5 separate regions of the Mus musculus genome follow, and regions 2, 3, 4 and 5 are each linked to region 1. A link is a loop called in an ENCODE intact Hi-C map of the cell type or tissue named here. Cell type or tissue: gastrocnemius. All regions are shown on one strand. Links, peaks and the distances in the headings refer to the core of each region. The heading gives the core; the rest is flanking DNA.

Region 1 (6,035 bases), core at 333-5,332:
TCACACCAGCAGGAGGCTGTCTTGTTTTTAGATGGAGGTGTGCTGTTGATTATGCCAACGGGAAACAGTGGGCTCAAACTGCAGGTCTCATTCCTTTCCCTTCAGTAAAGACAGGCGACTGTTGATCACTGTCCACGGCCCACTAGAAAGAGGCAGGAAAGTGAGAAGATACAGTGTCTAGAATGTTCTTCCTGAAGGGATGGGCCTGTCTTTGGGGAGGTTGCCAGTACAACTGATTCTTTCCCTAAATTTCTCTTTTTAAAAAAGATTTATTTATGTATTTTATGTATGTGAGTACTCTGTAGCTGAACAGATGGTTGTAAGCCATCATGTGGTTGCTGGGAATTGAGTATAGGACCTCTGCTTGCTCTAGTCAACCCCACTCACTCAGTCCCTGCTTGCTCCGGCCCAAAGATTTATTTATAGAACTCAGAACCTTCAGAAGAGCAGTCAGTGCTCTTACCTGCTGAGCCATCTCCCCAGCCCTTTCCTCTAAATTTCAACTGTGGGTCTAAAACTGATTTTTTTTTTAATCAAGCCATATATGTCCACGGATGTACTCCTGTCTCACCTGGTCACGCTTGGAAATTTTACACATTTGCATATTTGCACTGTTGCTTGAATGACTATGAGGGACTCCAGAGCATAAAGATCTTCAGTGGTGGCAAATTTTCAGGATGTAAGGTTTGTTTTGTTTTGTTTGGAGAAATAGCCATGTGTTTGTTGATATGAACTGAAGGTAAGTAATGAGGACACAGCCACCTGCTACACTCACTGTGGGAGGTCTGGAAAGCGGTGACCTTGCCAGAGTGAACCTGGACAGAAGCATTAGCTGCTATTTTCTGTAGGACTTTTTTTTTTAAAAAGAAAATTATTTATTTTATTTTGCGTGCATTGGTATTTTGCCTTGGTATTTTGCCTGCATGCATGTCTATGTGAGGGTATCAGACTATCTGGAACTCCAGACCGTGGTTGGAAGATTGGTTGTATGTGGGTGTCGGAAACTGAACCCAGATCCTCTGGAAGAGCGACTGGTGGTCTTAACTGCTGAGTCATCTCTCTGACTCTTAAGCTGGCTCTTCTGGATTCTTTAGAGCACACTAGACATCTTTACAATGGTGTGTTTGATTTGAAAAAAAAATGGAGAAGCAGGGACAGGAGAGATGGCTCAGCATTAAGAGCACTGGTTGCTCTTCCTAAGTTCCCAGCACCTGTATGGCAGCTCACAACAGCCTGTACTCCAGTTCCAGGGGATCTGACACTGCCTTTTGGACTCCTTGGACACTGTATGCATGTGATAAACATATGAAAATCAAGCAGAACTCATAAAGTAACAAAATTAAATTTAAAATGGAGAGAGAAGATAGTAATTTCACTGTAGGCCTTCTTTCCAATATATTATTCATGGTGCTTCTGATCCCTTGTCATATCAGAAGGACACTTCCGTTCTCCAGTTTTCCAACCTCTAAAATGAGAACAATGGAGCTTACCTCATGCACTGTTTCTAAGAGTTGAGGGAGATGCTAAATGAAAGTTGTCAGCAATAGTGGGGTAGACTCCACTTAACCCAACATCTGAGTATATACTCTGTGATATAACGCTAAAATATATGATTCAGTGTGTGTGTGCGTGTGTGTGCGCGCGTGCGTGTGTGAGCAAGCCCATATAGTGTGTCCTCCTATATTGAATTTTCTAGCTCTCTCTCCTTGGCAAGTAGAGGCATTTGGCAAGTGATACTACCATTGGCCAGTAGGTGGCAGAAGCTGTCCGTCATGGACACTAGTTTGGTTCCAGTCTCAGAAAGGGAAGATCTTTCCCTAATCTAGCCAGGGCTTTATGGCAATGCTTAATCACATGGCAAGGAACATGCAATAACTACTGGTATTTCTGTAAACACACATGCTAAGAAGCAGCTGCTAGCTAGGGAGGAGGGAACATTCAGTCAGAGGTCTCCTGAGGACAATCTATATAAGGAAAGCCCTATGAGGGTTTTGTTTTTGTTTGTTTTTTTAAATCCATCAGCCAGTCAACCTTCCTGACTCATTGAAAGAAACATCTATAATCCAGAAGACAGTGATAATACATGTTGTGGATTATAGTGTGGTTGACGGCTGCCTGTCTCCTCCACTCCCCTCACGGCTCCAATCCTGGTGTCAAGATCACCTACAGAGTGTGCCTGCAGGATTCGGTGCCTTCCGCACTGTTGCATGTGCTTGCTTCTTCTCTTGTCCTGGCAACTTGCCGGAGTTAGGCCTTTCTCGAGAGGAAAGTTTATTTGAACTTCATTCTACCATTACTAAAATTGGCACCAAATAGATCTGTAGCTGAAGACACATCTCAGCCAAACAAAAAGTGGAATCTGCCGAACACTGGGCAACAAAGGATTCAGTGCGTGCAGAAACTTTGCACAACAATTGTTAACGGTGGGAAAATACACAAGAGTATGACACTCATCATCTCAGGGTTATTTATCTGTATACAGGGCCCTGCAGTGTAGCCCAGGCTGAACTCCAGTTTGTAATCTCTAAAGCCCTGGGATTGCAAGCATTCCACCAATCCCAGATACCTTCACCACTCAAAGGTATTTAGTTGAGTAGTGCTAAGTACTCTCACATAATACAGAACTGTAGCTTACATCCATTACACTATTTGGTAAACACCAGAGGTGCCTTCAACAGCCACCAACAACTACCATCCAGATCTCTATCTCTAGGAACATGACTATTCCAAGTGCCCCATATAAATGGAATCATAGAGTACTGGTCATTTTATGATGGGACTTTTTATGTATTATGTATTACATATGATGTATTATACATTCTTGTTTTCTCTATATGTTTATTTTTAAAAATAATTTTTTATTGTTTTATTTATGTGTCTATGTGTACATATATGCATGCGAATGTGTGTGTGTTTGTGTATATGTGTGTATGTATATATGTATATTCCCATGGAGGTCACAAAAGGTTGTTGGATCCCTGGAGCTGGAGCTACAGGTGGCTGTGGGTCTGTGGAATTGAACTCCTCTGCAAGAAGAGCAAGTTCTCTCATCTCTGGGCCTCTCCAGCCCCTGAGACGATTAATGTTATATACCACCTTGACTGGGCTAAGGCGGGACCAAATAGTTGGCAGACATTGTATCTGGATGTAGTTAGTTTCTGGATGAGATTAGCATTTGAGTCTGTAACTGAGCAAAGAGGATTCACCTTCAACAACAGGGATAGGAATCACCCTGTCTGCCCAGGGCCCAAATAAACCAGATGGAAGAATGGTGCACAATCTCTTCCTGAACTGAGATGTATCTTCTCCTGAGTCTGCACTTCGAGGCTACTTATTCTCAGACCTTCAGACCTGAGGGCTCTTCACCCCTGCATCCGCAGGCCTGGGCTTCAACGAGCCACCACTCATCAGAGCTTCGTGGGTCAGGATGGTGGTACCTTGCCGTAATCCCAGCTCTGAGGAACGGAGTCATAAGAGTCTTTGGGCCAATCTGGGCTACATAGCAAGACGCCAACAGTATCAACAACAAAGGAGTGCATGGCCCAATAGCATCTGCAGCTGTAGAATGCAAGGCAGTCTGAGAAATGAAAGTCTCCCCTCAAAGCTACAATGTTGAGAGTGTAAGAGCTAAATGGAGACTGGGCTCCATCCCTGCATGCTTTATTATCTAGTTTAAGTTTCTCCTCATCACAGCTCTTTCCCTGGTGAGTTAAGCAATCACGGCAACATGGCTAGGGGTGTAGGAAGTAAGAAGGGAGTTGAGGCCAGGCCCTGGACAAGGATCCCTGGGGAACTCAAAGACTGCATATACTTCACCGCCTGACCTTCAGCTGCCCTCTTCTGCTTTCACATAAACTCATCAGTTTGATCATAAAAGCCTAACACCTTCTGTGGCTTTCGAAATGGGCATGTGGGCAGTGTTTAGCAGGGACTGAGGATCCTGGCTGGGTTCCAGGGCAGCCATTTAGGGACTAGAGGCCGCAACCTTTAATTTGGGGGCCACTGTGGTATTGTTGGTATTATTCAGGGGTTTGGCTTCAAGAGACTCAGCACTGGTGTCTGTGTTATTTCACAGGGATTGGTACCAACTGTTGGCACGTTCTGTGGTAGTGTTGGTCCCCCTGCTTGCTAGCATCTTTCCAGTGAGTGGGGTGGTGGGAAGAGCCTGTGGTCAGTTTGCTGACTTATACATCTCAGCTGTGGTGCCTCTCACTCTTGCTCAAAAATTTTCCCAGGCTCCGTACACGTGCGACATCTGGAAAAATAACAAACCAACGTTCAGTGTTTGTCCTCTAAGTACATAGAAGCGTCATGGCTTGTTTTCTAGTGAGGAAGAGAGAGTGAGAGAGAGAATCTTGGCATATCTTACAGGGATGCCATGTCTCCATAGCTCAGCGTGTATGCTTGTTATCCCTCATCCCCCAGCATCCAGGGGAAAGTAGGGTGGAACAGTGTCTGCATGTAGCTTCTGCTTATCTTCCTGTTGACCTTAGCTCATCTCTGGACTTACAAATACCTAATATAAGACAAAATGCTGTGTAAATGTTTTCAGGCTGCTAACTGTAGGGTAGTGGTATATTTTACTGTGGCGTCACTATTTTTATTGATTTTTCTTCTATTCAATTCCAGTGGATTGAATCCAAGGATGTAAAAGCTGCGGAGATGGAGGCTCCCTCTTCCTTTGGAGGGCTCTTTTCCCCTCTTGTCTATTATGCCCTGAGGAAGAGGCTCACAGCTTGTCAATTTCTCTGCCTTGGGACAGTTCGTGTGCATTGCTGTGGGTTTCCGAAGATCACTTAATTGGAACACTATGGATTCTGGTTATTGTACACGTGTTGTCATGCAGCCACCAGTGACAAGTGAGACACACAGCATGCCACCACCTCACACAAGGTCCCTGACTATTTCTGCAATCCTGCTCTTATCCTTGGGCCCGACAGTCAGGGACCTGTTCTCCATCACACGGTTCTGTCTTTTATAAAATTTCATATAAACGACACCAAGCAACATGTCATCTTTCGTGCCTGGCTTTTTTTACTTGCTGCTCTACCTTTGAGACTTGGCCATGTCCTCACGTGTTAGTAGTGGACCTCTGTTGACAGCTCTCTTAGTTAGGGTTTCCATTTCTGTGAGGAGACCCCATGACCAAAGCAACTCTTTAAAGAACAGCATTTAACTGGGGCTGACTTACAGGTTCAGAGATTTAGTCCATTATCATCAAGGTGGGAGCAAGGCAGCATCCAGAAAGGCATGGTGCAGGAGGAGCTGAGAGTTCTACATCTTGTTTTTATTGCATCCAGGAGAAGATTGGCTTCAAGGCAGCTAGGAGGAGGGTCTCAAAGTCCACCTCCAAAGTGACACACTTCCTCTAACAAAAACAAACTTACTCCTAACAGTCCCTCTCCCTGGGTCAAGCATATTCAAACCACCACAATGGCCACTGCCACATCTAGCTTTCCCTTCATAAGTTGGATATTTGATGTGTTTGCAGCTTGGAGCAGTTATGAATCAAGATACTATATGTATTTATATATGTTTATGTATGTACATATGTATTTATGTATATTTATGTATATGTGTTTATATATTACTAGGCCATATGAAGGCATACGTTTAAAATTTAAGTTTTCATAAATTTGTCTTTCAAGATTCCATTTGTATCAAAATGGACGACATTAGCCCAGAATGTGGCATCAGCTTTCCTGAAACCCATAGTGATTTACCTGTCTGGGGGTGTTTAGAGACTGTGCCACCTGGTTTTGTGTGTTAACTGGGCCCAAACTAGAGTCATCTGAAAGGGGGGAACTTAATAGAGAAAATGTCTCCAAAAGATCCAGATGTAAGGAATTTTCCTTATTAGTGATTGATGGAGGGCCCAGCCCGTGGTGGGTGGTTCCACTCCTAGGCTGGTGGTTCTGGATTTGGTAAGAAAGCAGGCTGAGCAAGCCATGGAAAGCAAGCCAGTAAGCAGCTCCCCTCCACAGCCTGTGCATCAGCTCCTGCCTCGAGGTTCCTTCACTTGCTTGAGCTCCTGT
Region 2 (6,035 bases), core at 455-5,454, 460 kb after region 1:
CCAGGTTTCCTGGTTCTCATGTTTCGGCTCTTCCTTTAGAGTCTCTCACATCAGTAAGCCCACATTTCTGTCCGTCTGCATTCTAGACAGCCGCTCACCCCATGTTTGAAGCACCAGGGGCTTTGGTTTATCCCCAAGGACCTCATTTCTCGACTTCATCATTTTGAGCACAGCTCCTCTTCCTCGTACAGTTTTGCTTGGTCCAGATTCCTTATCTTCTTCACACGGGGAGCAAAGCTCTCTATGTGCCTTTCCCATCCTAACTAGAACTAGGAGCCCTTACAAGATGCTATTAAAAGCATTTGTGTCCATGAAACTCAAAAGTCCAGGACACATACCTTCTTGGTAATAATGATAAATCCATATGCTAAAGTCCAGTAGGAGATGGACTTAGTAGACTTAGGTGTACAAGCCAATGTACAAGAATAAGTGTGTCTACAATACATCTGGAACATATAACTGGAATTTGTACAATTAAAATGTGCCATTTAATAGCTTTAAGAACATGCAAATTAAGGCTTAATGTCGTCAGGTATGCTCAAGAATTCTATTGCTAATTAAAAAGATCTGCTGGAGAGAAATGACCGGATGGAGTGACGTGCCATGTTCACGTTCAACAGACTGCAATAGCATCAACTCTTTCCAAATGGAGAGGAGAGTCAATATAAATGCAGGCTGGAAATATACAGGCAAGTCTAAAATGTATAGAGAAATTTAAAAAAATAGGATAGCCAAAAGGATAGATACAATACATAGGAGATTTGTATTATCCAATATAAGATTGATTATAACAGTCAAGATAAAATTAATAAAAATAATAGACAAGTCAATGAATGGAGTTAAATATGAGTTAAATCCCCTGCAGCCTCCTAATCTTATGTTCAGTCGATTCTCCCCAGAGAAGGCAAAATACTTGAATGGGAAAAGGCAAGTTTATTAACATGTCATGATTAGATACTTGGCTAATTTTATGACAGTTATCCCACTTCTACCTCAACCTCATCCTATGCTCAGAAATTAGAGATAGGAAGCAGACATCGTTGTAAAAGCAAATGCCATTTGCTTTCTAGGAAAGCTTAAGGGCCTATCTTTACAGCCTTCAGTTAGGCAAAAAGGTTTTAGAAAAGCCACAAGGGCGCGAGTAAAAAATTAAAAACCGATGACTTATAGCCCACCAAACTTTAAAGCCTGATGCTTTTCAAAAGATATTAAGAAAATGATTTGGCCACAGGATGGGAAAATTAAAACTTCTTGTATTGATAGTGTCTAGCAAATTCCTACCACATAGCATTATGCAGATTTTAATAGGACAGAGGAAAAAATCATATATTTCACAAAAATATTAAGACATGTCAATGAGTAGTAAGTACTTGAAAGGGTTATCAACATGATCAGATGTCAGAGAGATGAATATTAACGTGGTGAGATAGCATGCCTATTAGCATCCATGGCGGCTGCCTCTCTGAGACAATGGGACTCTGTATCAGTGGCTGTGCCTGAGGTCACCTGGAGGTGAAGGCCAGTTGCTGGAGGCCATGACACAGCAGAGTTTTAGAGCAAAGAGCCCTGGGGAGGGAGTAGAGACAGGGAGAGGCCAGAGAAGTCTACATAAAGAAATACGTGTGTGTGTGTGTGTGTGTGTGTGTGTGTGTGTGTGTGTGTGTGTGTGTGTAGGGGGAGGATACAGAGGATAACACATCACAGACATACACTGCACAGAAGGAGCCAGTCTGTCTGCTCCCTCAAGTTCTACAAGCAGAACTGAGTTACACACACAGTCGGAACTGCAGGGGTCAGGGAAGGCAGGGACTGAAAGTGGCTCCCAGAAACTTCTCCAACAATGGACACTTTCTCCAACGTGATTAAATTCTGTGTTATATAGTCTGCCCTCTGTCAAAACTCACCAAAGTATACTGAAATTTACATATTTCAGTGTTTGCAAAATGAGCCCCAATTTCCATGTTAATTTTTAATTAATATGTTTAAGGTAGAAGAAAAAGAAAGACAAAGTCAATTTTAGGGGAAGCAGTATGTGACTACAAACTTTAAACTTTAGTTTTTGTTAAAGATAACAGAAAATAGCATCTACCATCACTATATATAAAGGGTGCATTTTGACTCCTAGAAAGTAGGGAGGACATAATAATATAGTTTAACATTTATGTAGTATGTATGAGAGTGTTAAAACATTCCACACCATACGTGTGGAAGTCAGAGAACAACTTTTGGTAGTTTGGTAGCCTGTTTTCCCCCTTCTACCATGTGGACCCCAGGAACTAAACTCAGGTCATCAGGCTTGGTGGCAAGTACCTTGACCAACTGAGCCTACTCACTGGTCCAATAAAACATTTTTTTTAAAATGGAAAATGCAATGCAGAGGGATCTCCTCTGTTTGGAAATCGGTCTGTAGGGCCAGCTATGACTGGGAGGGATGCTCTAGATTAGATGAAAGGCAAAAAGGTCCCAAGGTCAAAGAGTGTAGCAAGGGTAGGGGTGGGTCTGATGCTAAGGTTCTGTTTCCCAATTGGTTCTTGATCCATCAGTAAAGATGCCATGGGCCAATTGCTGGACAGAAGGAATAGGCGGGACTTCCAGGTCCCTGCAGACAGGCTAGCAGACATAAGGGAAGGAAAGAGTTTTGGCCATGTTTCAGAGGAACGTGTGAATCCATGTGAAATCTTGGGAGTATCAGCCATAGGCTGCTTCTCCAGATGGGAGAGATGGGGTGTTGAGCTGGGCCTAAAGGTAACTGAACAACTAAAGTTGAAGACAGATTTAGGGTACTGAGCTAAGAGTATTGGGGAGGGCATGCTAGCCTCAGAGATTAATAATGCCCTGCAATTGAGCCAATAAGGCAAGTTGAAATTGAACAACTGTGTGTGTCTGTTTTTCATCCTCGGATTCAATATTCTTTGGGCAGGGGCTGGTGGCAGTCTGTTCCCGGAGCTTAGATTAGGTAGCAAAAGCTACAGGCAACAAGGAAGACTCTTTAGCATGAGGCCAAGGGACAAGAAATGGCTCAGGTAAAGTGGGACTCCAAGAGTCAACTGATCTAGGGCCTGAGGGATTCAGAAAGTTCTCTAGAAAGGACTCTGGGCCACAGCCATGGCTTCATGGGAGCATGCTGCTCTAGCATGCTTGAGGCTCAGTTCCAGAACACTTGCGTAAATCCCATCCTATCCTCTGTGCAGAAGTCACTATCAATGCTCATTCTGAGAAGACAGATTCCCTATTCCCTTAACCACAGAGGACACCCTAGATACTTTAGTAAAACAAACCTGAGAAGACTTGAAAGGATGAAGAGAGAAACAGATCTCTAGGGACTGACTCCTGGGTGACTGGCATGGTTTTTCTAGTTGCTAACTTGACTATGTCTGGAGTGAACTACGATCCAGAAATGGAGGGCACACCTGTGATCCAGATCTTGAGGTTGGAAGATACAGGCTTTTGACCCAGATCTCAACATGGGATGACATGTGCTTTTGATTTAGATCTCGAGGCATACAGAAGACCAACTGAAACAACCAGCCTCATGAGACTGAGAAACTACTAGACTCTTGGACTTCTCACTCACAGCTGCCCATTGTTGAGTTAGTTGGAAGTCATTACAACAAATTCCTTTAATATATAGAGGCATTTCATGAGTTCTGTGACTCTATGGAACCCCAACTAATACAGCGATGGTGGTAATTTCCTAGGATTTTCTTTCTTTCAGTGTAGAGATACTAACAGATGTCGACAAATACTCCAACAAACATATGCTGTCTCTCGCCAAAGCATCAGGTAATGGCAGCCTCACTACACAGAGTTGTGCCATATGATTGTTCTAGTATATCCAAGCTACACAGAGAAAGCTGTATCCACACTCCCAGTAGCTCAACTGGCCACATAGCGAAGTCTTGTATTCCCAACAGGTTGTAGCAAGACCCTCATGAGGAGCCACGCCTTTTATCTCCTGGCAGTAGAGAGCTCCTTTCCTCTCCCACATAAGGTCAGAGAAGGCCTGGTGAGAACTTAGCATTAGCATGAAAGTGACCAGACCACTTGGGGAAAGTGATGCCATCTTCCTGTCTCTCCCAACCAGAGGAATTGGTGAGGCCCAGTTGAACGCCCTACACCCTAGACTTTCCTTTCTGTTGCTGGGTTTAAACATTCTGACTAAAGCAACTGAGGGTAGGAAAGGGTTTATTATTACACTCTCAGGTCTGGGAGGAACCAAAGTAGAAGCTTGAAGTAGCAACTGTGGAGAAACACGGTTGCTTGCTGGCTTGCTGGCTCACTGATGCTTAGCTAGCTTTCTTATACAACCCAGGAAATGGTGCTACCCACAGTGGTATGAGCCCTTCTGCATCAATTAACAATCAAGACAGTTCCCCATGGAACTGATCTGAGCTATCTCTCATCTAAGACCACCTTCTCAGGTTACCCTAGACCAGCAGTTCTTAATCTGTGGGTTGTAACTTCTTTGGGGTCTGAATGGCTCTTTCACAAAGACCAACCAATCACCCAAGACTATTGAAAATACAGATATTTACAATACAATTCATAACAGTAGCAAAATTACAGTTATAACATAGCAACAACATAATTTTACGTTTGGGAGTCCCTACAACATGAAAAACTATATTAAAGGATCAGACCATTAGGAAGGCTGAGAACTACTGCTCCAGACTGTTGAGTTAAGACCCTAACTAGAACATCTATCATCAGAGATGGGGTAAGGAACTCAGAATTTTTATCACTATTGCATGGTGCTAAGGTGAGATACCATCCCCCACAGTGCTAGAGGAAGCCAGCTAAAGATGCTTAAACAGATCCAGATTGCTTTGTGACATAAAGCCTCAAACATCCAGGTCTCAATCAAAAGACACTCATCACACTCAGAGCCAGGAAAACGCCAGGCTAAAAGAAGAGGACAACCAGGGAGGCCAGCATAGAGACGACATAGATAAAAGATAATGGGTGGAGACTTAAGTAGCCTCGTAAAAATGCTCAGTGGTTGGTGATGAGCAGGCTTGCACACAGGGACTGGTATCTGCACCCTGTCCTGTGAAAATAGAAAATAGCCAAAGGCAGCGCTCAAGCTCAGAAAACAAGAACACCTGCATCACACGACTGCGGACGTGTAAAGATGTCATGTCTGCTCTAGCAAGCAAGGATGTCCAGGCCTTTAAAATATCAACACGAGGGGATGATCTAGCAGGAGTTCCTGGGCATTAACATTGGAGAAATTAGAATTTTTATACACACAAAATCCTGTATACCAACGTTTTAAAACCAAGTGGTTTTAACTTTTTTTTTTTTTCTTAAGTGGTTTTAACTGTTAAAAACTAGACTGGTTATTCACACTGTTGCATACCCACAGTGTGAAATACTACTTGGCAATTATAACTCAGGCTCTTGATACATGAAACAGCATAGATGTATCTCCAGAAAATGATGTGGGAGGGGGAAGCCGATTCTGAATCCGGGTATGTTATGTAACCCATTGCTGAGAAGATGGTTATGCAAATGAAGAGCGGATTGGTGCGTGTGACCTAGGATTAAAGAGGAGGGATGAAGGAAGATGGTATGACCACAAAAGAGCCGCCAGAGGGTTCCTGTGGCAATGGAAGCACGCTGCCCTGCAGGAGATATTTTAAAGCTTTGCAAGGTGTTTCCAAACAGGGGAAGTAGGCAAAGAATTGTGAAACCGCCGTGCATTACTCTTAACAGGTGCATGTGAACGTGTAATTCTCCCCAAACAAAACATTTAATTCAGAAAGAACTGAGCAAGGAAATCATAGCATAAATTTCAAGTTAGATTCTAATGAGAGAATTTTATAGAAGCCCCCAAAGCCTCCTGCTCTGATGTGTATGCCTTTTAGTTGGCATATAATGTGCACAAAGAGAGCTAAGCTCAGCAGCTTGCTAAATCATGCCAGAATGAACACACTGATTTATCACACAGGTTAAGAAATAGAACATCTGCCTCCCAAAAAGACTTTAAAAAATAATCCTGTGCTCACACCTGACATTCTTATTACCCTGGCTCA
Region 3 (6,035 bases), core at 524-5,523, 450 kb after region 1:
AGGGCCAGGGGAAGGGCGCCGAGGCGGTGGCGGCGGGAGCAGCGGAGGTGGTGTGAATCCAAGTGGAACACAGCTCGCAGAGCGGCTGCAGGAATCCGGTGACGGCGACGATGGCAAGGACCGCAGAGCTCCAACCAGCTGGTGACCCAGTGCCTGCGGGGAGCGAAGTGAAAGCAGCCTGCTCTTGAGACTCTGCGGTAGTTGAGCCCCCGCCCCCGCGCCCAATCACCGCGGGCTCCGCCCCCGTTTAGTCCGGCCCCCGGCAAGCCGGAAGGTAAGCCCCACCCCCCACGGCCCCCAGGCCGCTGGCGCGTGCAGGCTGCGACAGGTAGTGGGGAGGGTGGCCCCGCCGGCTGTCCTGCAGTTTGCGTGCGCCGCCCACCCCGGCGTGTTTACCCTAGTGTCTTGGCCTGCGGGCAGCTGCATGCTCGCCCATCCTCCACTCAGAATGTACCCGCCCCTCCCCGTCCGCCCGTGGCGGCCACCTCGCAGAGCGGAACTTAGGGGGCGCTCAGGGTACACTGCTCTGTGTCCAGCCCGGCCGCGGGCGCCAGTTGGAAGCCTCAGAAGGCGTCCCTCCGCCCTTGCTTTGCACAGCTTCTCAGCCCCAAACCATGAGGATTAGATTGGTGCAAGGATGGGCACTGGCCTTTGACTGTCCTTTCCTAGAATTCCTGACCTCCGGGGGACTCAGATCAGCAAGATGCTCACCCCTCTTCGTCTGCGCCTCAAGCGAGATTCTTCGTCGCCGCCGCCTTCTGCCTTCTGTCCTCCTTTAGGCTCTCCTTAGTGTTGTGTTTGTGTGTGTGTGCTGTTGTTGTTGTTGTGGTTTATATGTTTGTTTCCCTAGTGCCCAGTTACTTAAGAGGCAGAGGTGGTGGTGAGAAGGACAGTTGAGAGACAAGAGAAGCGGGAAGCTTCAGGGAGCGATGGGCGGGCACGACAAGCATATAAAATAGGGGAATGAGAAAGTTAGCTGGAAAAGAATAACTACAAGGAAAAGGAGGGGGGCTACCAAGGAAAGACGGTTGTGCCATGAGCGGTGTTGGGAGCCTCGAAATGTTTGGGGCTCACAGTGTACGCCAGGAACTGTCTATCCATCGGTCCGCCGATGCTGGCGACCATGGAGCAGCGGAGTTCAGGCCGAGCTGGGAAAACCATAAGGGGGTCGAAAAAAAAATCCCTTGATCTTCCTGAGGCCTTTGTGATTCCAACAGAAGTCTGGAAGTCAATGGCGCCATGTGCATCCCCACCCCCAGCCCCTTCTCTCATAGCGGCGGCCCAAAAAAGCTGCTCTGGAAATGGAACGTCCCACTCCCCACACGAGATTAAGGAAACTCTATTAATGGGCTACCCAACCTGCATCCAGGCTGGCAGTAAGTAGGACGTAGCCTTTTCTTGCAGAACAAGTGTTGCGACCTGCCGTCCCAATCAATGTTGGGCCATCTTGGTCATTTTGGTGTTTGTATGCGGATCTAACGTCACGGTGACACAGCACAGCCCCATGCTAAAGTCTAGCTTCTCAAGTGAATCCTGAGTGAGATCAAAGAAGCCATTGGTTCCCAGGGAAGCTGGGGTGTTCAAGGCAAAGCCTTGCTCCTGCTGGAGGTCAGGGGTGATCGCTACAAGAGCGCACAGGGCAAGGGCGTGGATGAAGTCAAGTACACCGCCGATCCAGGTCTGTCCTGACCAAGGTCTGTGAAGCAGTACTGTGCCTTGGCCACTCGGCATCCCACCCATGCAGCCCAATCTGCTACTGCTACTCTGGGAGTCCAAAGCCAGCAGCAAGTATTCTGCGCCCTCAGCGTGGAGCTAGGCGCCTCATACTTGGACTAGAAAAGAACCATACAGGGGTGGGAGGTGGGGGTGGGGAAGCGCTGGTGTTTCTTTGTAGGAGCAGGCTGCTCTGGAGTCTTCCGATTCTGCAACCCTGGACATGCTAAAAGAAAATATACAGGCACTGGGGAAAGCAACGGGTTGGGCTATGTGCTCTTTTTTAGGTCCTAATTAGGAAGCCGGCCTGGAGGCGGAGGCTCTTGCATCACCAGGGAACAAGGCAGTCAGGGGAGCTTCCACCAAGTGCCTCAAGTCAGGTAGCCGCGGGCCTTTGGGCCCATTCAGCTTTCTCTGGCTGTGTCGGAAGAACTCCTGGGACCGGATTTGACAGCAGAGAAGAGCAGCGTGGGAAGGGCCAGTGGGTCACTGGTGCCTTACTGAGGCTGCCAGCGGATATGGAGGGAGGGGAGCGAGTCGATGGCTAGAGATGAGAACGAAACTGGGCAACACCAAGTCAGAACACAAATGAGAAATTCATTTCCGCCTGTGTAATCTCTCCAAATTCCAAAATCACTTTATTCCAATTATTCCCCAGGCCAGCCAGCCCTACCTCTCCAAGCCGCGGGAGCATCTTTCTATTATTTATTAATCTTTGCACATCTATGCTTTTCTGAAGGGTTGGTAACAGTTTAGCGCGGAGGAGCGTTTGTCGCGCATGGTCGTGCGGTCCGGAGATCACCTACCTGGTGAGACTAGGGCGACTGCAGGCTCAAGCTCTCCGCTCTCGCCAGTGCATTTCCTCGCAAAGCTGGAGCAAGCCTGATTCACGAATCATCCCTCGCTGAACTTTTGCCCGAGCTTGGAGAGGGTGGAGCTTTCCTCCACCCCTTTTGCCTAAGGGTGTTTGATTTTTATGTTTTGATTTTTTTTTTTTTAACCCAGCGCCAGAGCTTTTCGAAGTCTCTGGGAATATGAGTCACCACTGACAGTAGAGATCTTTGGTGGCACCATGCGGTGGGCGAAGACGATTGTCTGGGGGATCCAGGGCCATGGCTGGGAGAAGTCAAGGTAAAGGCCAGGCGAGGCTACAAACCAGGCTAAGTCACTGTGATAGTGGGGTATCCATCTATGGCTCCCTCTCCCGGACAACTTGCCCTGCTCCTCGCCAGCCTTAGCTGGACCTCCTCTGCCAGACCAAAATCCCCAAGGTGGCTGCCCTGCACCTGCCACTTTGGCCTCTGCTCCAGCTCTGGCCAAATACTTGGAAGATGGGACACTAAATTTCTCGCCTGGCTCACAGCTTGGCCAGTTGAGCGCGCGCCGCATCCCGCACGAGCGGTTGCATGGGTGCCGGGTAGGCGGCCTCGGCAGCCCCGGGGTTGGGGATTCCTGTTTTTGGTGCACGGATGGTGATGTGTGGAATGTTGAAGGCAGAGATCACCTTCAGGGCGTCATCCTTCACGGACTCGCACAAATTCAGCAACTGCAAAACATGGCACAGAGGGTCAGGTCAGATGTGGGCGCAGTCAAGGAGGACTTGTCGTCTGCCCCTCAGAAGTGCAGAAAATGTGGGTTCCCCACAACACAGAAAGTTATTGTTTCTAAACAAGCTGTGACTTCTTTAAAATCTCTAAGACTCTGACCCCCAGGTCCGGTCGAAACTTAGAGGGGTTTTTCCCCCCCAACCCCCGGTAAGGGACTGAGGGTAGCGGCTCTTTGCTAAGATACTTCGGTAACTAGAGACCTAGCTCTGAGAATTAATGCTGCCTTCTCTTCATTCCTTCCTTCTTCCCGCCCTTCCTCTCCACCTCTGGAGTGCCACCCTCTGGTGCACAGAGGCAACTGACGAGAACTTCTGACTAGATGAGCCATTGAAAAGATCTGCCTCGTCTCACCAGAAGGGTGCCAACAGAGTCTGGAAGGCAGTAAGGAGGGTTTCAGAGACTGCTGCGGACCACCAAACAAACCAAGGCTCGGCGTTAATCACTTTCCGGCCTCTCCAGTTGCGCAGAATCAACGAGTGGTCCATCCACTCTGCTAGGCAGTGGAGGTCCATCAGGACAGACTTCCCAGAAGAAGGGAGGGAGGTTTCAGGACAGGGCTGTGTTTCTATTTCATTTTCTATGATTTAGATGCCAGTACCGACCCGCCCACTCATCCCTGCAAGAAGCCAAAATAAAGGATGATTTTTCTAGATCTGAACAAGGGGAGAGACCTGTTTTCCCTTCCCCTAAGCAAATTCATACTGTACTCTGACATTTGAGGTCTTCGTTAAGCTATACATGTCTTGGACTGACTGATCACAACAACCTCCAGGCTTCATAGTTTCTTTTTGTAGCTTTAAAAACACTTTTATGGGCCCAACTTTATCCTTGTGTGCTATCTATATTTTAAGACCCCCCCCCATCTGCCCTCCCCAAAAGAAAGAGGAAGAGGAGGAAGAAGTGTGAAGGGGAGTGCAATTCAAGGCCCTCTTCCTTCAAAATGCACCCCACTTCCCAGTGATTTCTAATGAAAAGCTTCGTTCTTCACACACCTTGGTTAGGCACCATCAAATAAGTTCCGAAATGACTTTGATCACATTTGCAAGATGCGACAAGACAGACTGTCACTAACCAAGATTTCCAAGTCTGTAATTAATACTCTTGACAAATCCCCAACTAATCTGTCAACTCTTGATGCTTTTTACCACACATTTCAAAACCACAAGATGGTCTACCCAGCCCCTGAACTTGCCACGTGTACTCATGTAATTATTCAAGATAATGCTCCCTGTGGGTTTCATTAAGGCAGATAGGCCAACTCTTGTCATGCAGCGGCCAATGGGGGAAACTCACTTTGAAAGAAGGCTTGTGAAAGAACACAATGTGTTTGGTTTGTCTAGTGTGAAATATAGACTTAGAGGTAGAAATTATGGAAAGTGATTTCTATTTGCTATAAGAAAGAGTTAAAAAAAAAAAGGAAAGACCAAATGCTGATGAAGAATGGTATTTCTGTGCTCCTCATTCTCCAGGAGTGAGACCCCACCACGGGTGTCAGAAAAGAGCATTGAACTGGCTAGGGAAACCAAACGTTGACTGCCAGGATAGTTTCTAAACCTCAGGCTCTGGAATAGCCTGAAGCACCCTCTGGCTTTCCCATCCTTATATCAACAGAACTCAGAATATGTAGCTGGAGGGGTGAGGTGGGGCGGGGCGGGGCTTCCACGGAGCATGCCCATTCGTCTTTTCCTATCAGGAGCATAATCTTTAACCTCCTTTTACTCCCAGTATTCGAACTGTGGTACTGTCCTGCATCAGAGACCACACAGGACTTGAAAAGCTTACGTGCATACTACACACTGCAGACAGTCATGGCCTCTTACAGCAGGAAGCTACTGCAAAGTTTCAGGGCCTCTAAAAAAAAAAAAAAAAGGCGGTTTGGGTAGGGACCTGGAGATATGGCTCAATGGTTAAGCACACTTGCTACTCTTGTAGAGGACCTGGGATCAGTCACTGACACCCACATGGTGGCTGACAGCTGTCCCTACCTCCAGTTCCAGGGGATGGAGTTCCCTCTTCAGCCCCCTCATCCTCACCCTGGGCACCAGGGACATATATAGTGAACATACATACATGTAAGCAAAAATAAATCTTAAAAATACAATCTGCATTAAAAAAAAAAAAGCTTGAATGTGGACTGGATAGATGACTCAGTGGTTACCAGCCCTTGCTCCTTCAGAGAACCCAAGTTTGTTCCCAGCACCCAGGTCAGGTGGTTCACAACTACCTGTAACACCTTTTCCGAGGGATCTATCACCCTCTTCTGGCCTCTGCAGGTGTGTGTGTGTGTCTGTGTGTAGTATGTATATGGTGCACATACAGCCTAGCAGACACACACAGAGATGTATAAGATAACAAATACAAGCCAGAAAGCAAGCAGAAGCATGGGGCATCAGGAGGCCCCGAGTGTGGATATGTGACTGTAACCCAGGGGAAGGGTTCCTGTCTCCTTTGATTCCATATGCCCACCTGCTTGCATATTTTCTTTCTTCTCTCCTGTTTGACTCTTCCAGTACTGCCTTATCCAGCCAGGAAAAGGAGGTAGCCTGGAGGCAGCAGTCTCTAAGCTTCCCACCCCCTTTCTTACTTCCATTCAGCAAGGCCCTGGCCATGTAGGAATTTGCAGGGTGTGTTTCCTGACCACTACCTGCTCTCTGTGCAAGGTTTGCCTGCTTCTGTGTGTCTTGCCTCTGTTTCCAGCTCCAGATGTTTTTGGGG
Region 4 (6,035 bases), core at 330-5,329, 160 kb after region 1:
GGGCTGGTGGCTCACGGCGGCTAATCTCAGAGTCTCGTACCATCCGAACTTTCACCCACTCTGCCGCTCTCCTTTCCCTTTCTCTGAAGTCCGAGTTCCTCAGGGAGCCAGTGATGCTTCCCCCACAGGGGATGGTTTCCACCGAGCAAGCGAGGACCACTCTCCAAGGGACAGCAGCAGCAGCAGCAGCAAGATAGGATAACTTTTGGCTTGTTGCCTAGTTGTTAAACCAACATGGTGGAGAACCCTCAGAAACACAGGCTCCAACAGCACATTCAGAAAAACAGGAACCATCAATTCATGAGAACTTGTAGAGAAAAATAGTTTAAAGAACCGAGAAGGTGCCACATTATAGTGAAAGAGTGCTGGTTTTTAGAAGTTACAGAAATGATCTCGCAGGCCCCACTGAGGCAGTTACACAAGACGTAACCGCACACAAACAAGGGTGTTTCTTATAATATCACAGCATTTACAGGCAAGGAGCTGCTTTCTGAGCATTTCGTGGAAAGTTATTTTAGTCTCGGGACTAGCCTTCTGCCATGAGTATTTTTCAAGGATGTGAAACTTTGACTTCAAAGTCAGAAGGTGGGGAGCTAGGACTCAAGGCTGGACGTGGTCTGTACAGCGGGTCTCTGGTGGCAGGCTGCCAGCCGGGTGTCCCCTTGCACTGGGGTTCAGGAATTTACAGGTACCTGTCCTCTTCTGAAGTTAGGGGGATACTCTTGTGGCCAAGCAGAGATTGTTTCCACCAGGGGCCTGCAGAACATAGCCATTTCCTACATAAATACTTAGCAAGTCTTTTCCTGTAAAATGGGCTGTTATCTAAAGCACAGCAAAAGCTGTATGTTTATAAGATTGAGTGCCTTGCTGGTATTCTGAGGTAACTGCTAAAGAGACATCAAAGTATGAGGCAAACGATGTCCTGACAACAGAGGTGCCCAAGAAGCCACCACTCCAGGATCTGAGGAAGTCAGGACAGAAAGCAGGGTAGCAGTGGGCAGCCCAGGAGAGACAGATATGCCCAGTGCTGGACACAGGCCTGGACACAGGCCAGGCCCAGGGCAGGCAGGATCCTGGGAGACCAGTGGACTCTCAATGTCTCAGATTCAAGTACCTGTGCACTGAAAGGTAGCTAAGCAAAAGCCAGGAGAAAATAGGTCTTATTTTTCTGGGTCCCTCAGTAAGTGGGGAAACGGAAAGATAACCTCGCATAAGAACGCACACACCTATGAAACAGACTCACGATGCAGAAGATGGGGGATCTAAAGCTCTGGAGTGTGCCAGAAGCTGGGATCTGGGCTCACACTGGAGCCATCCTGGGAGCCACCAGTCAAAGAGGTCTTTCCAGATTGTTCTGCTTCAGAGTTAAGTCCCGCACTCTCCGGCTCTGAGCCCTGAGCCCATGACAGATCCAGGCTCGGCTGGCCTCTGGAACGTACATCCTGTGTAATTTCAAAAAGGTGTGTGCTTGTTTAAATGCTCTGTGGCCTCTGTCTTGCATCTCTGAATGTATGTCTGATATGCATGTCTGTGTGCACCTTCTGGAGCCCTGCTTCTCAGCTTTTCTGGAAGGAGCCTGGAGGTGACCATCTCAGCTCAGCGAGCCCCCTGCATCTGTCCATCTCCTCCCCACTCCCCAGCACTGAGATTACAGATGCAAGCCGCCCCACCTGCCTTTGCACGTGGGTCCCTCGGATCTGAACTCAGGTCTTCCAGCTGCGTAGCAAGCACGTTGCCTATTGAGCCACCTCCCAGCCCTGTTTGGAAACTTACTTTTTAAACATGGAGTCTCGCACACTCAGTTTTGTTGTTGTTGTTGTTGTTTTGGGATTTTTGTTTTGTTTTGTTTTGTTTTACCTAGGCTCATGCCTAAAGTAACCAGGCCCGGACTTGGTCTTAATTCCTTTCTTGATGAGCCTACATGAGTGTCCTCCTGCATCTGCTCTAGGGAGCCCCTGCTGAAAGCAGAGCCAGCATAGCCTTTGCAACTTGCACTTCCCGCCAGTGCACAAAGTAACAGCGGCTCCTGCTGATTTATGACACGTGCTGTAAAAGCAATTTACATAGATGAAGAGGCGGGGATAGAGCCTGTGGTAAGGTAATGCCTCCTCCCGAGGTCAGGCCTCTAGATCGGTGACTCAGGGCAGCCACCAGGAGGCCCGTATGTACTATGGAACCACAGCCTCGTCCTGAAACATGCAGTATCAAGGGTCTCCCCGGTTAGGACTCCAGGTCCCTGGAATGTTGGTTACAGGGGTGGACTGTTGTGTATCTCCTTCTTTGTCTGTCAATTTCAGACTCCCCTGAGAATGAGGACGTGGGCTTCTGCTCTGGACCCTTCTCTTCCCATCACACACTTCTACTCCTTGCCCATCCCCACACCTCGACACTTCACCTTAGGCAATGGGAGCAGAGACACACCGTCTGAACTCAGGGTCTGCCCCTCCATGTTCAGGAGGTCAGCATGCAAATGAATACCTCCTTAGGGAGAAAGTGCTTTACAATCACACAGAAAGCTCCACAGGCCATAAAGCTACCCCTTGCCCCCGCTGTACTCTACGAAGCCCACAGCTGCAAGGCTTGGCTCATCTAACATGGAAGCCCATGAAATTGGGACACCCACACAGCCACCTGCAGCTCCCCCCACCCACCACGTGCCCGCGCGCTGCTGGGTTCTTTGCAGGCCACCTGTTGGTCGGTTGTTCTACTGCAGTCAGGCCTGCGGAGGTGTTATTGGAAGTCAGGGGGCGCTAGTGAGCTATGGGCTGCAATTCTCCACAAAGACCTACAGTTGGGATGGGACTGGAAAGTCCAGATGAGCCAATAGAAATACATACTTTTTTTTTTTAAGCTGTAAGACTTCTCAGGACCTTTGGTCACGACTCACAAGTATCCAGACACTAACACAGCAGAGACTGTGCAGCAGATGTTAGATATGGCTAAAGTGGAACCCTCCTCCACGAATGGCTCTGTTTTAAAATCTCATAGGACCTGAGTTTCAAAGAATGTAGTGTAGGATGAAACATGACGGCTGTAAAAGGCGAGAAGGGATAAGTTGCTAGGAAATAAAGTGACAAATAGATTGAAGTAAGTGTTCAAAATGGGAAAGGGACCAGGAAGATGACTCACTGGGAAAAGTGCTTGTTGATCAAGTGTGAGGGCCTGAGTTTAGATACCTAGTGTCCTCGTAAAGGTGGAATATATCTGTGATCCCCAGTACAAGGGGTTAGGGTCAAAACAAGGCAGATCTGCAGAGCTGGGCTAACTGAACAAGTTAGTTCAAGTGCAGTGAGAGACCTTGTCTCAATAAAACAGGGTAGAGATTGATAACTGTCAGTCAGCCTCATCCTTCACCTGTATTAACCTGCACACACACAAACACACACACACACACACACACACACACACACACACATACACATATTACGTACACAGTTAAAAATTAATAAAGGTAAAACGGGGAAGAATCCTACAGAGGAGGAATGACATGGTGGTGTGGTGGCACGGCAGAGGAGAATGACTGGCACAACTGGGCACCTCACTCAGGCTGCGGTGATGGGGAGACATCTGTGTCAAGCTTTGGTTGCCAGAGCCTGGTATGGGAGTCTCTCACCTTCAGGCTGCACACTTGGGGGTGCTTGCAGGTTATTGGGGGGGGGTTGGTGAGCAAATAGCTTTCTAATTAAGACGTTGTGGGCGGAATTATAATGAAGATTGTCTTAGTCAGGATTTCTATTCCTGAACAAACATCATGACCAAGAAACAAGTTGGGGAGGAAAGGGTTTATTTGGCTTACACTTTCCACATTGCTGTTAATCATCAAAGGATGTAAGGGCTGGAACATAAGCAGGTCAGGAAGCAGGAACTGATGCAGAGGCCATGGAGGGATGTTTCTCACTGGCTTGCTTTCCCTGGCTTGCTCAGCCTTCTCTCTTATAGAACCCAAGACTACCAGACCAGGAATGCCACCACCCACAATGCTGCCCCCCAACCCCCTTGATCACTAATTGAGAAAATGCCCCACAGCTGGATCTCATGGAGGTATTTCCCCAACTGAAGCTCCTTTCTCTGTGATAACTCCAGCCTGTGTCAAGTTGACACAAAACTAGCCAGACCCTCAGTCCTCTTGGAACTACTGGCTTTCTGTGTGGGACTTTGGTGCGACAGAAAGAGCCTGTACCCTGCGCTTGGGAGACAGGAGAATGGACGCACAGGAGTCACAGTCCCAGCAGAAGCGACAACAGAGACAGGTCGACTTTTGAAACTCCAGGCCACTCTGGTCAGGTCAATATTTCAAGAACCCAGAGCAGATGGTACCACCTGGGCCTCCATTTGTGCGGATGAGGCTAGAGAGGGTACCATGTGTGAGGGCTAGGCTTGGGTGGCACAGTTTCTTTCATGGAAGCATTAAGAGGCTTACAAAGTGGAAGTGTTATAAAAATCAGTGAAATATCTCTAAGGGACTACCCCTCGATTCCCCAAGTGTATATTGGCTGAGCAGCCACCAATAACAAGTGGGGACACCTGTGTGCCAGATGATACCCCAGCCACCCCTTCAGCAAGGGTGTTCTTTTGTGGAACATGGAGACAGCGTAAGACACCTTCGCCATAGCTCCAGTCTATAGAGGAGACGAGGCTCACTGTGGTCTGTTGCCAGGATGGGTGTGAAGACCTTAACTACTGCTGGTTAGCAGCTATAGACCCAGACAACACCAGGGAAAATAAAGGAAATAAAGAACACTCTAGTTGAACCCAACTCTTTTTGCTGTTTAGAACCAGCAAAATTAGGACTGAAGAGATAGTTCAGCTGTTAAGAGCACTGACTGCTCTTCCAGAGGTCCTGAGTTCAATTCCCAGCAACCACATGGTGGCTCACAACCATCTGTAATGGGATCTGATGCCCTCTTCTGGTGTGTCTGGTGTGTACTCATATACATAAAACAAATAAATAAATCTTTAAAAAAAAAAAAAGAACCAGCAAAATTGTCTCCTTATTGAGTTGCATGTTCTAGAATGTCATCCCACCTTACACAGAAGTTGTTCAAGGAAGAGAATGCAGATGAAAAAGTCAAATACACTCTGTGGTTTCAGAAGTCATGAGTTTCACTCCTTTGTGTTCACATGTGGGACAAAGAACGTTCTGGAAGCATTAGTTTTTGGACCAAGGCTCATATTTGCGGTGAATGCATCCCTACCCTGTGTGCCTCCCACAGGAGTGCCAGCAGGTCCATCCCTACCCTGTGTGCCTCCCACAGGAGTGCCAGCAGGTCCATCCCTACCCTGCGTGTCTTCCACAGGAGTGCCAGGAAGTCCATCCCTACCCTGTGTGCCTTCCACAGGAGTGCCAGCAGGTCCATCCCTACCCTGTGTACCTTCCACAGGAGTGCCAGCAGGTCCATCCCTACCCTGTGTGCCTCCCACAGGAGTGTCAGGAGGTCCATCCCTACCCTGTGTGCCCCCCACAGGAGTGCCAGCAGGTCCATCCCTACCCTGTGTGTCTTCCACAGGAGTGCCAGCAGGTCCATCCCTACCCTGTGTGCCTTCCACAGGAGTGCCAGGAGGTCCATCCCTACCCTGTGTGCCTCCCACAGGAGTCCCAGCAAGTCCATCCCTACACACTGACTCTCTACAGTCTTTGCAAACACACTGATGCCCAAGCACTGTCGGGTGCAATCCTACAAGCACATTTGTGTGTGAAGCTAGATCCTTTTCAACCAAGGCAGTGAGCAGGACGCTACCTTGGTTGGCTGAGGGGCTCTGGGGCAGGTGTTGTAGTCAGTGTCCATCCTCAAGGACACCAATAGCCATTTGCTTTGCCACTAATCTTTATGGCTGCTAACACCCTGGATACACCTGCTCTGATATGAAATCTGCTAAAATATTCCTGTGTAGTGATTAGGGAATAATACTATTCAAATACTGAAAAGTCATACTCCCAGGCCTCAGCACACTGGCCAGGATGTAGCCCACTGGTGGAGCCACTTGCCCAGCTTGGGTTAAGCTCTGGATCCTGTCCCATCGCCACCAGAAAACAA
Region 5 (6,035 bases), core at 543-5,542, 680 kb after region 1:
GCAGAAGTGACAGTGTAGCCTGGGCAGAAGTGACAGTGCAGCCTGGGCAGAAGTGACAGTGTAGCCTATGCAGAAGTGACAGTGTAGTCTATGCAGAAGTGACAGTGTAGCCTGGGCAGAAGTGACAGTGTAGCCTGGGCAGAAGTGACAGTGTAGCCTATGCAGAAGTGACAGAGTAGCCTATGCAGAAGTGACAGTGTAGCCTATGCAGAAGTGACAGTGTAGCCTGGGCAGAAGTGACAGTGCAGCCTGGGCAGAAGTGACAGTGTAGCCTATGCAGAAGTGACAGTGTAGTCTATGCAGAAGTGACAGTGTAGCCTGGGCAGAAGTGACAGTGTAGCCTGGGCAGAAGTGACAGAGTAGCCTATGCAGAAGTGACAGTGTAGCCTATGCAGAAGTGACAGTGTAGCCTGGGCAGAAGTGACAGTGTAGCCTATGCAGAAGTGACAGAGTAGCCTATGCAGAAGTGACAGTGTAGCCTATGCAGAAGTGACAGTGTAGCCTGGGCAGAAGTGACAGTGCAGCCTGGGCAGAAGTGACAGTGTAGCCTATGCAGAAGTGACAGTGTAGTCTATGCAGAAGTGACAGTGTAGCCTGGGCAGAAGTGACAGTGTAGCCTGGGCAGAAGTGACAGTGTAGCCTATGCAGAAGTGACAGTGTAGCCTGGGCAGAAGTGACAGTGCAGCCTGTTTGAGAAGCTGAAATAAGGTCTGTGTCACTGGGGTTTGGGATCAATTTCTCTCACTCAGGTATAAAGCCCCTTAGACCAACTGCTCTACAGTGTGGCCTGAAGTGCACTATGAAGCTGTGATCCTATTACATCGTCATCTTTAGAGAGCAAGAGACAGTCCCTGGGCTATGTGTCATCTGCCCAGAATAGCGATTCAGTCACACTGACAGTATCATCAGGCCCAGGAGACTCACCGACGAGCAGTCTGCAAGGGTAGCCAAGGAGTAAATGAGCACTGCAGGAAATAAACAGACTTCTCTGCCTACGTACTCACTGCCCAGACTGAAATGCCCCGGGGCAGGCTAGCCCCAAGATTATAACACAGCTCTGGATTGGCATGCAAGACAATGGAAGTATTATGTTTGTTTTTCTAAGAGTTTCATTTAGGATTCTAGGGCTCTTCATACATTTCAAATGCCTCTGCATAAGGGTTGAGAAAGTAGCTTGGTGTTATTGTGCATGCCTAAAATGCCACAAGGCCACAGGTTCCACGAAATAAATAAATAATATTAATAAATAGTATTAATAAACAATAAACAAAAGGCCACCAAACGGCTTATACAAAAATAATAAATGTTAATTAGTAAATAATAAATAGGAAGCCACCATGTGACCCACACCAAATCCCCATAACATTATGATCTGGACTCATCTATTCTCTACAAAGAAACCCCTCTCTTCAATGCTACAGTTAGTCATCCATCCATCCATCCATCATGTGTTCATTATTTATTTACTAGGCACTAAGTACCCAGCCTTGTTCTCAGTTCAGAAGGGACAATGGTGACCAAGAAAAGATCGAATTTGTCCTCTTGTTCCTAAATTCTTTGGTGAGGCAAATCACTCAATGGCTACATGGTAGGTTGAGTTACTGAACATTTAAGAAATGTCTCTTCTGTGGAAGGCAGAAGATATCCTTCTTCTCAACTCCCTCGGCAAGTTCAAGCCATACACTGACCAAACCCAGACCTGCCCATCTCTGACAGGTCACCCCAGTGAGCCCAGACCCATCCCTGACCCATCTCTCTAGTGAGCCCAGACCCAACCCTGACCAATAACTCCAGTGAGCCCAGGACCATCCCTGACCCATCACCCCAGTGACCCCAGGCCCATCCCTGACCCATCACCCCAGTGACCCCAGGACCATCCCTGACCCATCACCCCACTGAGCCCAGGCCCATCCCTGACCCATCACTCCAGTTACCCCAGGCTCACCCCTGACCCATCACTCCAGTAAGCCCAGCTCTCTCTATCTGGCCCCTCCACATATGCCACATTCTTTCCCTTGCCTGCTACTTCTATGTGATGTACATGTCTTCTTCAGATCCTTATGATAGTCCCAACGGTAGCTTTGCTCTCCACCCATTAGCCAGCTGTCAGGACAGTGAGTCTAAACATATCAATCTTCTCTTTCTCCTGAGTGTGAGCCTCTGTTGCAGCCTCCTTGCTGTCCATTTCCTTCAAGCATCCCAGGGAAACTCAGCCCATGTTAATTCCTGTATGGCACCACAACTGGACCACACTGTTCACGCACTCTGTGACTCCATGCCTTCCTCCATGCCTGGAATGTCCCTTTCACTACTTTGCTTGACAACTAACTTCTACCTGGGTTCAAAACTCAGTGTAAGGTCTTTGGGGGGATTCCTCACTGCATGGCTGAAGCTAATCTTGGTGGTTCTCTGATCCCGCTCATAACAATATTTATATCATACCAACTATAACTGCTGGTCTGTCTGTTTCTCAACCGTTTTCATTTTCCTAGTCAACCCATTGCTCTTAGAGAAAAGAGTTGATTCCTGGAGCAGAGCTCTTAATCTTCAGCCCATAGTTACATCTAAAAACAACAGACTACTCCAAACAAATGGACAACAACTCTATAGGAATGTTAGAGGGAATACACAGGAGAGGTGACTTGCCAAGTGTCCTACCCTCTAAATAAGTAGAATTCTAAGTAAAGACAGCAGTCCCCAGAAGGGAAGGAGACCTAAGCTTTAAAATCGAAAGGGCTTGCCAGATGCCACACAGGATGAGCGAAAACCGAACCCTAGACACATCACTAAGAAATTCCCACACACTCAAGACACAGGACAAACAACTCACGGAGGGGGAAAAAATGCAGACACTACAGGGAGACACGGGGTTGCCCACAAGCAGACTGGAAGCAAAAGGATATTGGAGAAACACCTTTCAGGTGAAGTTATTTTCAACGTACAAGTCTCAGATAAACTGTCAGTCATAAGTGAGGGGAAAATAAAGACCACCGATGACATATACGGAGTCAGAATTCTGTCAATCACGTTCCCTCCCAGATTTTTATTACATATTGCAACAAAACTAGAGGAAATCAAACAAAAAGATAAGTCTTGTTTTAAAAGATTGATTACTACCAGAAGTCTATCAAACAAACAAAAAAAGATAAAATGAACTAGAAGATATAACTGAGTTTTCTCCCAATGAGGGGAGGAAGCAACCGAAAACTGCAGCAGAAAACCGAGCCTTTCAAAAATATAACAATGAAAATGCCAGGTACTGTGGATTTGATTAGTTTATGGAGTATAAGACAGCTATGCTAGGACACTGTTCTTCACATTGTAAAAGGGTTTTCACATCGGATGTATATGGGGAAAACATATGTTTCACATTCTGCATAGTTCTACTGTTGACAAATACATAGCCCTGACCTTAATAATGTACTCAAATACCAAAAGCTAGGTGTTAAATACAGAAGAAAAACTCAATGTTTCAGTTTTTACAATATAAAAATGAATTACAGTTCTTCAGACCAAATTGGGGAGTGGATAAAATCAAGAAATCGAGTTATCAGGATAGGAAATGGGAGATCGCAGGATGTTTGTAGGTAATCTGGTAGGTTTTATACAGATTTGCAATGATGTAAAAATCTGAAACTAAAGGAAAATGGGGAAATGGAAATGAGGGTGTGTTTTGCATAATTGAGCTGAACTCACAGCAGAGCTGTAGAAATGCCTAGAATTAGTAAACCAAGAAATTCAGAAACACAAACAAGTCATAGACTCTCATCTTGCTCCTCCCCTCAGAGTTTTGTGGTGTCTGACTAAAAAGGCCCAGGGAATTTTTAAATATCTATAATGAGAGATAAACCTTTTTTGACCTATTAAAGTTTATTGTAGACTAGGCATAGAAAATTATTACAAGCCGGGCAGTGGTGGCGCATGCCTTTAGTCCCAGCACTTGGGAGGCAGAGGCAGGTGGATTTCTGAGTTCAAGGCCAGCCTGGTCTACAAAGTGAGTTCCAGGACAGCCAGGGCTACACAGAGAAACCCTGTCTTGAAAAACAAATAAACAAACAAACAGAAAAAAAGAAAGAAAATTATTACAGTGGATTGAGTTTTTTAAAATTCCTCTGGACACCTTCCATAAATGTTTGCCATAAATGGCTCCTTTCCCCATAAAAGAACATCTGTATGAAGAAGCCTCGGGCCTCAGCCCTTCATTAGCCCTCCTGGCACACAGATGCTTGGGACCACGGAAAGGTACTACTCTTAGAAAAAGCCAGCAGCCTACTATAGAGCCACTAGATGGGGTGGAGGCCTAGATTCTGGCCCTGCCACTAGCCAGCTGACATCTGACAAATTCCAGTTTGGGTAGAATCTCTATGACTTTCAATGTAGACAATTTTTAAATCTTTGGTTAAGCTCAGTTAATCAAAGCAAACATGACTGTATACCACACAGTGATCCAGGAGCAGCTGTGGCTAGGGCTTATGCAAGACACTCAAAGACTTATCACCTGAAAACTACCCTGCCTGCACGGTAAGAACTGGACCCTAGTGAACTGTGAGCCCTGACAAACCCTGGACAAACTGCTATGTTGTTTTAGATCACAACATTTCTCAACTAAATACAAGACTCATGAGAATATCCACCTTACAGGACTGCCGAGATGAACTGTGATTGCTCATAGCATGCTTCAAATGCTGTCCCTTAACAGGAAGCTCTCAACAAAAGCCAGCCACAGTTGTGGCTTTTCTCTTTCAATCCCTTTCTCTGTGAATCTACTAAAGCAAGGGACAGAAACATGACAGAGTGAAATGTGAAGAAAAGGGACAGTCCCCTTCACAGGGACCATCTTACATGGAAATGGCTTCAGGCAGAAACACTGAGGAAAACCTGCCAGCCATCGGTTGTCATTGTCCAACCTTCCAGGTGGCACAGACGATGATTCCCAGTGACAGGTGACAGTCTCCATGAAACAATGCAGCTCCCTACAGCTGTAGCCCAGATACCCTCTGTCCCAAGTAAGTGGGCCACAGAGCTGAGGAAGGCCAGCTTCCTTCCTAGCAGGACCCAAGCAAGGAACATCTGAAAAACAGTCCACAGCCATGTGTCCCAGTCCCCATGGCTGCCGTGGCTGTACCTGGAGCCTCAGAAGGCTGGGTTCCCAGAGGCCTGTTTGGCCTCTGATGACTCACTGACAAGCAGTGCTGATCCTTGAACTGCTGGCACAGTCACAGCAGCTAAAGTTCCCTATGCCACATCAAACAGGGAGGAACGCCCAAGGACTTCCCTCTCCTTCAGCACTGAAAAACTCCACTCCTACCACAGGCGCTGAGAGTGTCCATCTATCTGTAAGCACGACCTAGCTGTGTGACTCAAGAAAGATGGGCTGCATGCCAACTCTAGGTCACTCTGCCAGGGATCAAGAGGCCTTACTCGGAAATATTTCTATAAAAGAGGGGGTGGGGCGCAGCTGAGCGACCGAGTTTGTATTCTTCATGTAGGAATTCTTAGATTCAATCCCAACCATGGAGAGCAGTGGGGCTTAGTATAGAACACAATCTCCGAGGTCCCTTCCAACCCACAATACCCTAGGGCTTTCCTTCTATAAGGTGCTAGCCCTGGATCCCGACCACCACCTGCCCCTGTCCCCTTGCCAGGGTAACCCTGGATGCTCCCTTTCAATGGTCTAGTTTCTTTGGTACACTCTGAGTCTCTGTGGGGTATGCACCAGGTCATCTCTATCATCATCGCAGTGCTGAAAGGGAACAAATTGGGCCCATATAAAAGGAACTGCGCTCAAAACGGTAGTTCTTCCACACACTTTCAACACACAAGCTTATCTCTAGCTGTACTGAGCTCTGGCTCCTCACTTTGGAGGAAAGTGCGGCAGATTAATCTTTTAAAAGATAAATATTGCGGTATATATGTCTTTAATCCCAGTAACTGGCCTGAAGAGGCAGGGATATCTCTCTGAGTTAGAGGCCAACCTGGTCTATAAGGGGAGTTCAAAGCCAGGCAGAGATACATTGCAAGACCCTGACTCAAAA

The links. Peaks named below come from ENCODE experiments on the same cell type or tissue, not always from the same donor. Only the 100,000 strongest peaks of a DNase experiment are listed, where the experiment ranks them.
Region 2: a loop joins it to region 1, with 3 times the contacts of the local background. A loop is called at or near these places in 21 of 42 quality-filtered maps.
Region 3: it touches region 1 in a loop (4-fold over the local background); 22 of 42 quality-filtered maps call a loop at or near these places.
Region 4: it touches region 1 in a loop (7-fold over the local background); 32 of 42 quality-filtered maps call a loop at or near these places.
Region 5: a loop joins it to region 1, with 9 times the contacts of the local background. A loop is called at or near these places in 30 of 42 quality-filtered maps.

Annotation. Positions count from the first base shown.
Region 1 is chr2:128,569,130-128,575,164 of GRCm38, reverse strand. It overlaps Gm36203 (a long non-coding RNA gene), which reads left to right. Exons shown (of 9, transcript XR_866725.3): 7 at 539-684; 8 at 3,381-3,620; 9 at 4,630-5,012. Among named protein-coding and RNA genes, the nearest start is that of Gm36203, 20 kb to the left of the region's middle. In gastrocnemius, for the core only: no CTCF peak of the experiment used is centred there; DNase peaks (open chromatin) are centred at 1,747 and 2,231; H3K27ac peaks cover 566 bases.
Region 2 is chr2:128,111,334-128,117,368 of GRCm38, reverse strand. The region is part of intron 17 of Acoxl (acyl-Coenzyme A oxidase-like); the gene reads right to left. Among named protein-coding and RNA genes, the nearest start is that of Bcl2l11, 12 kb to the left of the region's middle. In gastrocnemius, for the core only: no CTCF peak of the experiment used is centred there; no DNase peak of the experiment used is centred there.
Region 3 is chr2:128,120,172-128,126,206 of GRCm38, reverse strand. It overlaps Acoxl (acyl-Coenzyme A oxidase-like), which reads right to left. Exons shown (of 18, transcript NM_028765.3): 18 at 2,314-3,259. The coding sequence ends at 3,071. Bcl2l11 (BCL2-like 11 (apoptosis facilitator)) reads right to left here and starts at 169. Exons shown (of 4, transcript NM_207680.2): 1 at 1-169. In gastrocnemius, for the core only: CTCF peaks have their summits at 2,916 (motif pointing left) and 3,594 (motif pointing left); DNase peaks (open chromatin) are centred at 2,104, 2,612, 2,967, 3,605 and 2 more places; H3K4me3 peaks cover 2,859 bases; H3K27ac peaks cover 1,441 bases.
Region 4 is chr2:128,409,217-128,415,251 of GRCm38, reverse strand. All of the region lies in intron 1 of Morrbid (myeloid RNA regulator of BCL2L11 induced cell death), which reads left to right. Among named protein-coding and RNA genes, the nearest start is that of Gm14010, 10 kb to the left of the region's middle. In gastrocnemius, for the core only: a CTCF peak has its summit at 2,723; DNase peaks (open chromatin) are centred at 646 and 2,696.
Region 5 is chr2:127,889,984-127,896,018 of GRCm38, reverse strand. All of the region lies in intron 8 of Acoxl (acyl-Coenzyme A oxidase-like), which reads right to left. Among named protein-coding and RNA genes, the nearest start is that of Acoxl, 38 kb to the right of the region's middle. In gastrocnemius, for the core only: no CTCF peak of the experiment used is centred there; DNase peaks (open chromatin) are centred at 984 and 5,377; H3K27ac peaks cover 1,411 bases.